3 separate regions of the Homo sapiens genome follow, and regions 1 and 2 are each linked to region 3. The links are chromatin contacts, found by Hi-C or POLR2A ChIA-PET in ENCODE. All regions are on one chromosome and are shown on one strand. The core of a region is the stretch at or near the end of the contact, and the rest is flanking DNA. Distances in the headings are between cores, read along the strand shown.

What was found. Hi-C counts contacts between places; a loop is a spot of excess contacts on that map. ChIA-PET counts read pairs that join two places held with the same protein, here RNA polymerase II (POLR2A). Pooled maps may share reads with other maps.
Region 1: a loop to region 3 is called in a map of astrocyte of the cerebellum, with 6 times the contacts of the local background. The contact joins two enhancer-like sites. A Hi-C loop is called at or near these places in 2 of 168 maps with a recorded cell type or tissue (astrocyte of the cerebellum and endothelial cell of hepatic sinusoid). POLR2A ChIA-PET finds 5 or more read pairs at or near these places in 4 of 52 experiments (BJ, H1, OCI-LY7 and 1 more).
Region 2: a map with no recorded cell type shows a loop between it and region 3 (4-fold over the local background). The contact joins two enhancer-like sites. A Hi-C loop is called at or near these places in 2 of 168 maps with a recorded cell type or tissue (CD8-positive, alpha-beta T cell and GM13976), 1 of 37 single-sample maps with no recorded cell type and 1 of 50 pooled maps. POLR2A ChIA-PET finds 5 or more read pairs at or near these places in 1 of 52 experiments (activated CD4-positive, alpha-beta T cell).

Annotation. Positions count from the first base shown.
Region 1 is chr17:19,576,876-19,581,361 of GRCh38, forward strand. It overlaps SLC47A1 (solute carrier family 47 member 1), which reads left to right. Exons shown (of 17, transcript NM_018242.3): 17 at 452-2,159. The coding sequence ends at 678. It also overlaps the pseudogene SLC47A1P1. Among named protein-coding and RNA genes, the nearest start is that of SNORA59B, 22 kb to the left of the region's middle. Within about 2 kb of position 3,021, at least 5 of the 41 ENCODE cell types and tissues checked have a DNase peak (open chromatin) inside an H3K27ac peak, as active enhancers do.
Region 2 is chr17:19,670,090-19,673,951 of GRCh38, forward strand. ALDH3A2 (aldehyde dehydrogenase 3 family member A2) reads left to right here. Exons shown (of 10, transcript NM_000382.3): 9 at 1,632-1,867. Among named protein-coding and RNA genes, the nearest start is that of ALDH3A2, 23 kb to the left of the region's middle. Within about 2 kb of position 2,027, at least 14 of the 41 ENCODE cell types and tissues checked have a DNase peak (open chromatin) inside an H3K27ac peak, as active enhancers do.
Region 3 is chr17:19,611,752-19,616,078 of GRCh38, forward strand. No RefSeq gene overlaps it. Among named protein-coding and RNA genes, the nearest start is that of ALDH3A2, 35 kb to the right of the region's middle. Within about 2 kb of position 2,365, at least 2 of the 41 ENCODE cell types and tissues checked have a DNase peak (open chromatin) inside an H3K27ac peak, as active enhancers do.

The sequences.
Region 1 (4,486 bases), core at 1,771-4,270, 34 kb before region 3:
TAGCTGGGATTACAAGCATGTGCCACCATGTCCGGCTAATTTTGTATTTTTAGTAGAGACGGGGTTTCTCCATATTGGTCAGGCTGGTCTCTAACTCCCAACCTCAGGTGATCTGCCTGCCTCAGCCTCCCAAAGTGCTGGGATTACAGGCATGAGCCACCGCGCCCGGCTTCCCTGTGAATTTTAATGGAGAGGGCTACCTTATTTCTCTAGCTCCTGGGAGAGTGCTCCCTGGAGCACCCAAGCCAGCGCTGGTAGGATCATCGGTGTTCGTGAAGGAGTGAGTGGAGGGGCACTCTGCGATAAGATTTCTTTTATTTATTCACTGTAGCAATAGTGTCCTGAATTAACTTTCTCTCCACTATTAGCACATATTCCTTTTATACATAGCCCTTTATAAAAATGAAAAAAAAAATCCCTTTTAAGCTGCTAAGTTCCTTTTTCCTCCCAGGGTGCCCTGAAAACCTTGAAGGAATTTTAACGAACGATGTTGGAAAGACAGGCGAGCCTCAGTCAGATCAGCAGATGCGCCAAGAAGAACCTTTGCCGGAACATCCACAGGACGGCGCTAAATTGTCCAGGAAACAGCTGGTGCTGCGGCGAGGGCTTCTGCTCCTGGGGGTCTTCTTAATCTTGCTGGTGGGGATTTTAGTGAGATTCTATGTCAGAATTCAGTGACGTGGTAGGAAAGAAAGTCAGGTCAAGTGATGCTTTTGAGCTTACACACAATTCACAGGCCCACCAGTGACAATTTACTGTGAGTTAATGTCATTCAGGTGTGCCCATGGATTTTGAGGGCTGGAAATGCAAAGACACATTTTTCTATAAAAAGAAAAAGCAACTAAGGTTAAAAGCTATATTGTGGCCCAAGACACTGTCTGAAAGATGACATGAGTAGTAATTCACCACTATCTGAACCAAGCAAGGATCAATGTGCTGACTGCATTGGCCAATGGCTTTGATACTTCTGCTATTTTTTTAGACACAAACCCATAAACTAACTGCTTAAGAATTCATACTGCTTGAATTATGTAAAATATATTTTACAGTATATCTTTCCTTGGGCCTTAGATTACTATTCACTGGGCAAATGGTATTTGTTTTTGTTTTAATTTTTTTTTTAATAGACGGAAGTCTTGCTCTGTCATGCAGGCTGGAGTGCGGTGGTGCGATCATAGCTCACTGCAGCCTCGAACTCTTGGGCTTCAAGCAATCCTCCTGTGTCAGCCACCAGAGTAGCTGAGACTACAGGGGTATGCCACCATGCCCAGCTGGCATTTGTTAATCTTCATTTGAGGTCTAGATCTAGGCACTGTGGACACTGAAAAACAGTTGGGAAATCTTTCGAGCTGTGGAAATCCAAACAAAGACTGATAATTCCTGGTAGGGGTGTGTGCGTGACGTACTGCAGCCTCAACCTCCTGGGCTCAAGTGATCCTCCCACCTCAGCCTCCTGAGTAGCTGAGACCACAGGCGTGTGCCACCACGCCTAGCTAATTTTTTATACCAGGGTCTACCCTTTGTTTCCCAGGCTGGTCTTGAATTCCTGGGATCAAGCAATCCTTCCACCTTGCCCTCCCAAAGTGTTGGGATTATAGGCATGAGCCACCACGACTGGCCAGAGGACAAAATTTTAATAAAGGTCTTAGCTTAAGCAGTAATCCTACTTCATTAAGCCTTCCTGGGGTGCGGTACACACCGTTAATTCAGCAACCCTCAGTACATACTAAGTATGCTCAGTGCTGTGAAAGTGGATTACACCAAATTAAGTCATTCTTATCACACCCAATCAAAAGTCAAGAAGCCAGGGATAAAAGCACCTCAGGCACATAACATTAATCTAGTAATGTAATTCTCTGCACATCCAGCTGGTGAAACTGCGTGCTGTAAGCTGGGACCAGCTTTGTCCATAACTGCTGAGAGAACTTGCTGAAGCTCTAGGAATAATTTTGCCTGCCCGGTTGCTCACCAGTTGTAGCTTGCCAGCTCCCAACACCCTTCCTGGTGCCAATAAACTTTCTCAAAGAGCAATACTGACATTTCTTTTGATAAAACCTCCAGCCTTCTCTGTGTTGTTCCGACATACCGAGGACCAACTGGTCTACATGGATGCCCTGAACATGCAATTCTTTCTTCCAAAATAAAACATTAAATAGAGATTTTGCCTCTACATTTTTGACTTAGTGCTAGGATGGATATAATGCTCTAGGCATGGCCTTTTCCTGAAATAACAAAATCAGAAAAGTTACCTACTTTGAGTAAAAAACACCCAACTGCTGATTTTGGTTGGGGCCACCTTAAGGTATCTCTACCCTCAGTGCCTTGTTCTTGGGGCCACGAGGCCCATTCTCCAGGAAGGCAGGTAAAGGCTTGCACTGTGGCCCTCGGGGTTGGGCCTGGGGGCAGGGGGCAGACACCACAGAGGCCCCTCCCCAGCTCCTCGTCAGGAACCCTCGAACCCTGTCTCCATTCCCCTCGCACAGGACTCCCTGCCCTTCCCCTTGCCAGGTAGGGCAGGGACCCCCTGGGGATAAGAGGAGGTTCTTTCAACCACCAGCCACAAATAGCCGCGGCCAGGAGGCCACCCCGGGCCGCCAGGAGCAGGGAGGCTGGGGTCCCTGCGAGGCAGGACCCCTCCTCTCCCGGAAACACTGAACCCGCAGCAAGCCCAGGCCAGAAGCATGCCAGAAAGCGCCAGCCCTGTGCTCCGCGGGAGGATGGAATCACCAGCTCAGTCCTGTCTGCCCACCCTCTAGGCATTTTGCTCTTCCAACCTGACCTACAAACTCTCCTGATAAAAACCCGTGTCATCCAAAAGCACACGAGGGGTCCTCTCACGCAGGGACCCCTTCCCCGAGCCCCCTTCATAAGCCCCCAAGGGCCCTCCCGGTGCCCTCCCCCAGAGTTCTGCGGGCGGCGACCATTGCCCTGGGCGTCTGGAGCGGGTCCGGGACGGGGAGGGGCGGGGCTGGGTGGGATCGGGTCGCCCCCCTCACCCCCACACCGCGCTGCGGTCCCGCGCCCGCGCCGCCGCCAGCCGCTCCCAGCCTCCGCATGGAGGCCCCTGCGGCCGCCGACGCCCCGGTCCCCGCCGAGCTCCCCGCCGCCGCCAAGGACCGGCCCCCATAGCGGCTCCGGGCCCTCGGATGGCGTGACGGCTTGTGGGGCCTGCGGGGTGCGCTGCCCCCGGACCTGCGGGGGGAGGCGGCTGAGCTGGCGGCGCTCGCGGGCCCAGTGGTGAGTGCGGCGTCCTCACGCCCAGCCCGACGCCTCCGGAGCGGCCGCCGCGCAGGGGTGGGCGCGGGCTTCCAGGAGGGAGGGCGGCTGTGAACGCGCCTTGCTTTCCGCGCCTCCGCAGTTTCTTGCGCAGTTGATGATCTTTATAATCAGCCTCGTCAGCTCCATCTTCTGTGGACATCTGGGCAAGGTCGAGCCGGACGCTGTCACGCTCGCCGTCACGGTGGGTGCCTGATTTCGCCCCTGTAGGAGCCGACGGGCGGCCAAGGGTTAGGATTTGAGCGGTGTCCCCAGGCGCTGTGGCTCACGACTGTAATCCCAGCGCTTTGGGAGGCCCAGGTGGGAGGATCGCTTGAGCTCAGGAGTTCGAGACCAGCCTGGGCAGCATAGCAAGACCCCCGTCTCTACTAAAAATACAAAAATTATCCCAGCGTGGTGGCACCGCCTATGGTCCCAGCTACTCGGGAGACTGAAGCAGGAGGATCGCTTAAGCCCAGCAGATCGAGGCTGCAGTGAGCTGAGACCGCACCACTGCACCCCGGCCTTGGCAACAGAGCAAGACCCTGTCTCAAAAACAAACACACAGGGCGGGGCGCGGTGGCTAACGCCTGTAATCCCAGCCAGCACTTTGGGAGGCCGAGGTAGGCGGATCACCTGAGGTCAGGAGTTTGAGACCAGCCTGGCCAACATGGGAAAACGCCGTCTCTACTAAAAATACAAAAATTAGCCGGGTGTGGTGGCACGGGCCTGTAATCCCAGCTACTTGGGAGGCTGAGGCACGAGAACCGCTTGAACCCAGGGGCCTGAGGTTGCAGTGAGCCGGAATTGTGCCACTGCACTCCCGCCTGGGTAACAGAAGGAGACTCCGTCTCAAAAAAAAAAAAAAAAAAAAAAGGAAAGAAAAAAAAATCAGTTTGAATTGTATCATGTCTTATGCATCTTCCTTTACAGGTCTGGGACTGACCTGTGGCTTACCATTACCTGATTAGATTTGGAAGGAGCTCGTGTCAATACTTAGAAAAGTGTAAAACTGAAATAACTGCACTTTTTTCTATTATGAAATTAAATCAGGAGACTTTTAGGTAATTTAGGTTGTTTGCCATTAATTGGATTACACAGTACATTCAGCTCCCACCCTTTCACCCTTGTGGAAAAGCCTCTCCCATGGATTGAAATCACACCTCCTGGGACGTCTGTTCCCTGGCTTTTGTTAGTGATGTGGAAAGTTGTTTCTTCCTGCATTTCATCC
Region 2 (3,862 bases), core at 777-3,276, 58 kb after region 3:
CCTCATTATTACTGTTTTTCGATGTTTTCTTGCTTGTTCTTATCTAAATTTATTTTTCCAGATGATCTTTGGAATCACTACCTCCTCCTACTTAAAACAAACAAACAAAACCTTCCGAAATCCCCTAGGATTTTTATTAAAATTGATTTAAACTTAAATTATTTTGGGAAGAATTTATATCTTTAAAATGTGGAGTCTTAATGGGAATATGTTATATCATCTCTTCATTTATATAGCCCTTTTATATCTTTCAACAAAACTTTGTAATTTCCTTCATGTCAGTTTTTTGCTTTTTATTTATTTTTTGAGACAGGGTCTCACTCTGTTGACCAGGCTGGAATGCAGTGTGGCACAATCATAGCTCACTGCAACTTTGAACTCCTGGGCTCAAGCAATCCTCCTGCATCAGCCTCCCAAATTTTTCCCAGTTTCTTACTACCTTGGTTATGTCTTTGGCTCGCCCCTCCCTTATTCTTTTTTTTTTTTTTTTTGAGACGGAGTCTCGCTCTGTCGCCCAGGCTGGAGTGCAGTGGCGCGATCTCAGCTCACTGCAACCTCCGCCTCCCAGGTTCAAGCAATTCTCCTACCTCAGCCTCCCAGGTAGCTGGGACTACAGGCGTGCGCCACCACGTCCAACTAATTTTTGTATTTTTAGTAGAGACGGGATTTAACGATGTTGGCCAGGATGGTCTTGATCTCTTGACCTTGTGATCCACCCGCCTTGGCCTCCCAAAGTGCTGGGATTACAGGCGTGAGCCACCGCACCCGGCCCCCTCCCTCATTCTTTACCCTCCCTCAGAGTTAGGGTTTCTCATGGTCTTGTCCTTGGGTCTCTTCTCACACCAGGCCTGCTTCATGAATGATTCCTTCCTGCAGCCTGGCCTTGGTAAACTGCTCCCTGGCCTCTGGTCACCTGTGTCTTATATCACACATGCCATTCCCTCTGCCCAGCTCACACTGCTCCGCTTTGTGCCTGTCAGTCTGTTGTACACACAATGAATTAGAGAAATGAAACTGTCACAGAGCATGGCTTTGTGGAGGGCAGAGATTTACACTTGCTTATTATCATCCAGCTGTGCAACCTTGTTGCCCTGTCTTACTTTCCACAGGCTTTGAGAAAGCAAGTGGGTGTGTGGGGCCATGGATGAATGAAGCCACATGGGATGGTGGGAAGAGAGCACATATAGCATTTAGAGTCTGATCCAGGTTCGGGTTCTGGCTTTGCCACTTAGCAGCCGTGTGACCCTGGGCAGGTTAACTGACCCTGTAAGCTCCCTTTCCCTCTCTGGAAATGAGGCTGCTGATAATTCACCAAGTGGGATTGTGGTGAGAATTATCTTAAGAGAATGATTTAACTCTTAGCACAGTCCCTGGCATAAATGAGAGCCACAGCTCTAGAAGAGGTGCAAGTCCTTGTCTTGCTCATGGAAAGCATCCTGTTTGACAGGGAAATTGACTTTTCCAGGGAAGTTGGTAAGGACTTCCTGAAAAGAGATACTTCAGCTGGCAGAGATGTTCAGTGGGGTTCCCAGGCAGCAGGGAGTGCATGTGAGCTTTCCCGGTCGTTGTTAGACAGAAGTAGCTTGCATCATCTACAGTGAAGCTTGTTTTGTCTGTTCCCTTTATTTCAGGTTCCAGTGGGATGGGAGCTTATCACGGAAAACATAGTTTTGATACTTTTTCTCATCAGCGTCCCTGTTTATTAAAAAGTTTAAAGAGAGAAGGTGCTAACAAACTCAGATATCCTCCCAACAGCCAGTCAAAGGTGGATTGGGGAAAATTTTTTCTCTTGAAACGGTTCAACAAAGAAAAACTCGGTCTCCTGTTGCTCACTTTCCTGGGTATTGTAGCCGCTGTGCTTGTCAAGGTGAGTCCCTATAACCCATGAGTGCCATTCAGTCTGGTCCTGGCCTGATGGCTGCCAGATGCATATTCTAGCAGGACTCTACATTAACTTGTAGAGTCTAAGACAGGGTCAGTGAACCACAGCCTGCTGGCCAGCTACCCGTTTTTGTCACTGAAGTTATTGGAACACAGCCACACCCACTTGTTTAATCATCCACAGCTGCTTTCATGGGACAGTGACAGAGCTGAGTAGTTGCAACAGAGGCTGAATGGCCCTCAGAGCCTAAATTATTACAGAAAAGTTTGCTGATCTCTGGTCTAAGAGATTAAAACAGCGTAGAACTTGATTGCAGAATTCTGAGCTGTCTGATCAAAGGGTTAGCCCTTTGATCCTTTTGGTATTGGACTTTCCTTGTCACTTACAGCTTTGTTCTTGAATGTGCATGAAATCAGCTTACCACAGAGGTGAAGGCAAGAACTCTGGTACAACAGCTTTGGTGAGGGATATTTTATTAGGCTTGAGTTTTTTTCCTCCAAAGTTCACTACCTGATAAAGTTTATCTTTGGTGATTAGTCATTATAGGGATGGGCTTGCAAAGAGGCCCTCATGATAGCTGCCTTCTCAAAGCAGTTTGCGTATTTTGAGATGAAAGAGGAAATCCGTAATTAAAGTTAAGATGGAATGAGGAAGGCAATTGTGTCTGTGGTGCCCTCAGCCGTTCAACTGAGGATATAACATTGAAAATATTGACCATATCAGTGAAGAATGGGCTTGGAAAAGGCAATGGTAATAGTTGTGTTTATGTTTTGTTTAAAATTTGAAAGGGGGCCGGCGCAGTGGCTCACACCTGTAATCCTAGCACTTCGGGAGGCTGAGGCAGGGGAATCACGAGGTCAGGAGTTCAAGACCAGCCTGACCAATATGGTGAAACCCTGTCTCTACTAAAAATACAAAAATTAGCCAGGCATGGTGGCACGCACCTGTAGTCCCAGCTACTCGGGAGGCTGAGGGAGGAGAATCACTTGAACCCGGGAGGTGGAGGTTGCAGTGAGCCAAGATCATGCCACTGCACTCCAGCCTGGGCAATAGAGCGAGACTCCATCTCAACAACAACAACAACAAAAATTTGAAAGGGGTTTGGCTCATCTTACAGTATCCCAGCCTTAGTGGAATTGGAGATACCAGTTGCATTTGAAATCATTTGGGTTTTCTCAGAAATACCAAGCTGTGCTGAGGAGAAAGGCCCTGTTGATTTTTCTGGTAGTTCACAGACTGCGTTGGTCCAGTAAGCAGAGATGAACACCAGATTTCAAAACCCAGCCCTGTCTGTTAAGAGTGAGGTAGGAACTTTTTGTTTTCTTTCTATATGTAAGGTGGGCCAAGTTGGGGTATGTTTTCAAGGGTTTTTTGGTTTGTTTTTGTTTTTGTTTTTGTTTTTGTTTTTATTTTTGTTTTTTTTTTGCTACAGTTGGAGGCTTAAGGGTTATTGAAAAAAGAATGGGCCGGGCGCAGTGGCTCACGCCTGTAATCCTAGCACTTTGGGAGGCCAAGGCAGGTGGATTGCCTGAGTTCCGGAGTTCGAGAACAGCCTGGCCAACATGGTGAAACCCCATCTCTACTAAAAATACAAACGTTAGCTGGGTGTGGTGGTACGTGACTGTAGTCCCAGCTACTAGGGAGGCTGAGGCAGGAGAATTGCTTTAACCCGGGAGGCAGAGGTTGCAGTGAGCCAAGATTGTGCCACTGCACTCCACCCTGGGTGACAGAGCAAGACTCCGTCTCCAAAAAAAAAGAAAGAAAAAAGAATGTTTAACTTACTTATCTCTAGACATTTTGGACCTGGGCCCAGAGTATCAGGGTGTTAAAACTCCACTTATCCACAATTTTAAAAGGGTGAAGTGACTTGCTAGGAATCTAAGAGAAGTGTGCAGAGGCAATGGCTTAGCTGCGTCCAGGTGAAGCATACATCATTTCTTGGAAAAGGGCAGCTGAGTGTGAGCCTCATTTCTCTTCCCC
Region 3 (4,327 bases), core at 1,115-3,614:
TGCTTAATAGCCACCCACATGCCATGAGCCAGGCACTATGCGAAACACTTCACAAATGGGACTCACAAGCTCCTCATTGCAATGCCATGTGAGGGATTTACTGTTCTTTCCCCTGCATCACAGATGAGGAAACTAAGGCCCAGAGAGTATCATTCGTCCAAGTTCAAGGAAGTAACTGGCTAGGATTTGAGCCCAGGGACTTGGCTCCAGAGGTCATGGTCATGGTCTTAATCACAGCTACCTCTCAGCTATATCACTGTTTTTATTTTGTGAAGCTTACGACATTTGAATTGTATTATCTAATGGTTATCATGTCTTTCATGTGTTAGGGGTTGTCTGAAAAAAATAAACATTCATAATATTATGATTTTTGTAAATATGATTATTTGCAGATCCAAATGTGGTCTTGCATCAGACGAGAAGGAAATGCAAATCCAGTAGCCACCAACACTACCACTTGAAAGAGGCTTTTACAAGTGAAAGATGAAATGCATTATTTTTTCTTGCTTTTGTCATTTGGTCAAAATCATGTCATATTTTGTTTCATATTTAGGCCATGACTTTTCTTGTGCAGCTCATTTGTTTTTTCTGGCATTTCTAACAGCCTTTATTTCTTATTGATGGAGCAGCATGGCCCCTCATCTCGTTACTAAGATGATCCAGTGTGTAAACATACTGTTAAGTATGAGTGCATTTTTTTCTTGAATGCCTCAGGGCCCTTTGATTCCTTGTTTTAATTTGTATCCAGGCTGGGCGCGGTGGCTCATGCCTGTAATCCCAGCACTTTGGGAGGCCAAGGCAGCCAGATCACCTGAGGTCAGGAGTTCGAGACCAGCCTGGCCAACATGGCAAAACCTCATCTCTACTAAAAATAGCTGGGAGTGGTGGCAGGCTCCTGTAGTCCCACCTACTCAGGAGGCTGAAGCAGGAGAGTCACTCGAACCTGGGAGGCGGAGGTTGCAGTGAGCTGAAATCACACCACTGCACTCCAGCCTGGGTGACGGAAGAAGACTCTTGTCTCAAAAAAAAAAAAAAAGGAATAATTAATTTGTATCCATTGATTTCTAGACTTTTTTCTAGCTTGCTGCACAGCTGTCATTCCAGAATTTCTCTCATTGTCCTCCTGAATTAAGCCTACAATTTCTTTGATCCCATTTCTTCCTCTTTCTTAGATTTCTTTAATTTTTTTTCTTCTGATCTAGCAGCAGCCAAATGAAAATTTAAAAAAATTTGTTCTGGAGTACTTAGTCAAAAACTTGTTCTAAGATTATATGGAAAGTAAATCATATGCCATGCATATTCGAGAGTCTTTATTTTCCTCTTATACTTGTTTAATAATTTGGCTGAGTATAGGATTGTAGGTTCAAAATAACTTCCCTCTGAATTTTGAGGACATTGCTGTGTCTCAGTCTGGTATTCAGAGTTACTGATGTGAAGTCTGCTCAGAATCTGTTTCTTGTTCCTTTGTAGGCAGCATGATTTTTCTCTTTGAAAGTTTTAACGTTTATTTCTTTATCTTTATAGTTCTGAAATCTCACAAGAGTGCATTTCTCTGAGGATACTTTTTAACTTCTGCTTAGCACTTGGTATACCCTTTCAGTCTGAAGACCTGTGTTTTTCTTCAACTCTGGGAAATTTAAAAAATATTCTTTCCCTCTTTTCTGTAAATTTTTTTCTGTTCTTTCTTTTTAAATTTCTTATTAGGTGGAGGTTGACCTTGGGAATTAATCTTCTTGGCTTTGGCTTTTTTTTTTCTATTAAAAAATATCTCTTTGTCTTTTTGTTTATCTTCTTTGCTGCTTTTTTTTTTAGTTTCATTTTTAATTTCTAAGAACATCTTTTTTTTGTCTTATAGTCTCTTTTATGGGAACCTGTTCTTGTTTTATGCTGCATTACCTTTTAAATATCCCTGTGGATGCTAAATCGGAACTTTAAACGTTCTTCTGTGTTCCTTGAGTCATCTATTTTCTCTGAGATCAGTTGACCTTTTACTTATCTTTATCTGTTTTGGGGATGTGTGCTTCAGTCTTCCTCAAAGCTCTGGTGATCTTACTAGTCTGTTTATACTTAGGAATGAATGAGTACATTGATTTATCAAACAAATGGCCGGCATAGCTTTCCTCTCCTATTATTTGGAGATTTTTCTCCAACAGGCCTCTCCCCAAAATGGGAAGGACCAGTGGGGAACTCGGTACCAAGGTGGTACCTGTCCAGTGACATCTTCATTTTAGGACTTATGGGTGAGGATTAGGCAGTAGGCAGCCTGACCTCCTGCCCCACCTTATCCCCATGTCCCACCTATCCCCCAAAACAAAAGAAGAAGGGCCTGACTCACGCCACGGAGGAAGCTCCACACTTGGCTTTTCTGTGTCAGCCCAGCTTCTTGTGTGCAGTAAGGCTAAGGACGGGCAGGTCGCGGGGCTTGGGTGTCCTGTCCCAGCCCTGTGGCGCATCTCCCTGACTGCTCTTCTTCACAGCCTCGGTGGGGGGAAGCAGGGCGTCAGTGCTCCTGGAGCTCTACTGGGAAGACGGAGTGTGAGGCAGCATTCTGTTCATGTTCTGTGCTGTGGCTTCCTGCGTTTCTGCCCTTGGATCATGGCTGTGGAGCCTGCTTTCCCTCTTCCAGAAGCTGACCGGCTCTCATTCTCAGTGTTGTTAATGAATTTATTTTCTATTAAGCATGGAGATTTATTTTCCATTAACAGTGTTTTGGGAGGGAAGGGAGTTAGGCATGTGATTCATTCATTTTGAACTGGAAGCCAGTTATGTGTACTTTAGGCATGCAAATCTTAAGAGATGTTTATATACTCATACTCAGGTCTGTTTTTTTTTTTAAGTTCTTTTTTTTTTTTTTTTTTTTGAGATGGAGTCTCACTCTGTAGCCCAAGCTGGAGTGCAGTGGCACAATCTTCGCTCACTGAAACTTCCGCCTTCCGAGCTCAAGCGATTCTCATGCCTCAGCCTCCCGAGTAGCTGGGACTACAGGCGCGTGCCACCATGCGTGGCTAGTTTTTTGTATTTTAGTAGAGACAGGGTTTCACCATGTTGCCCAGGGTGGTCTCGAACTCCTGAGCTCAGGCGATCTGTCAGCCTTGGCACCCCAAAGTGCTAGAATTACAGGCATGAGCCACCGCGCCTGGCCTCAAGTTCTTAATCTTAACAATTTAATATATATTTTTATCAACTGAACTTAGGCTAGTTTTCAAAACAGTAATGAATTAGAAGGCTTTTGGGAGGATGCTGTTTCTAGTAGGAATGAGAAGTTAGAGCTGATGTACGAGTGATTAAAAGTGAACTTGAGAGCCCAAAGCTAAGTTGTCTGTACAACCCACGTTACCCTCGCAGCCCCTGGGGGCAGCATTGTATTGCAGGATCATGATAGGGGTCAAGAAGGTGGCCCCAAAGGTTGAGTGGTGGTCTATTTAAGAAGCAAATAAGCTTATAGCTTTAGATTTTCATAATCAATGATTAAAATTAAGCCTTTGCATTTGAAGGGGCCTCTTTCAATTTACCGGATAATCAGACATATGGAATGTTTCACCCATCCCACCAAAAACGAGGTATTGTCGTGGAGTCAGATTTCATCAATGTCTGGGGTTCCTACAGTGTGCCAGGCGCGGTTCTAAATGCTTTTTCACATGGGTCATTTAATTTTTACAAATTATTTGTATACTAACGTTTATACTAAGTTAAATCTTACTTTGTATAATGTAGCTAAGTTGAATTGTCTTGATAGTGTGTGTGTAGCCAATAAAGGGGGTGTGTTGCCCTCAAATCCAGCTTCATTACGAGGTTCTGCTGTGATGAATGTGGTACAGGGAGCCGTCAGGGCAACTGTCATGCTTCCTTACCTGCAAAGAAATCGGATGTCACATGGCTAAGCAATTTGTCCACAGTCACACAGCTAGGATGTAAGAGAGCCAGTTCTAGAACTCAGCTCTCCGGGTCTGTCCTGTTTCCATTTAGTTAGACGCTAGTGCACTAATACTCCAATGTTCAGGCTTTACGACTGTGATTTATGCTTCTTAATTCTCAGGTACCCCTGGGCCTTGGAGTTGCAGCCAGCATCCGAGTGGGCAATGCTCTGGGGGAAGGGAATGTAGAGGAGGCTTGGTGCTCCTGCACCACAGTTCTCCTGTGTGCTGGTGAGTCAAGCATTCTACTCCCTGGCATCTGTGCTGAACTTAGTGTGCTAAGTTAAAATCTATGTATCAGAATTTCTCTAGGAATTGAATCATATATATATATTCAACTAAAACATCTATTCTTTATGCTCTTTCAAATTTACAAAGTTAAATAAAGCTTTTAATTATGATTTTCTGTTAAT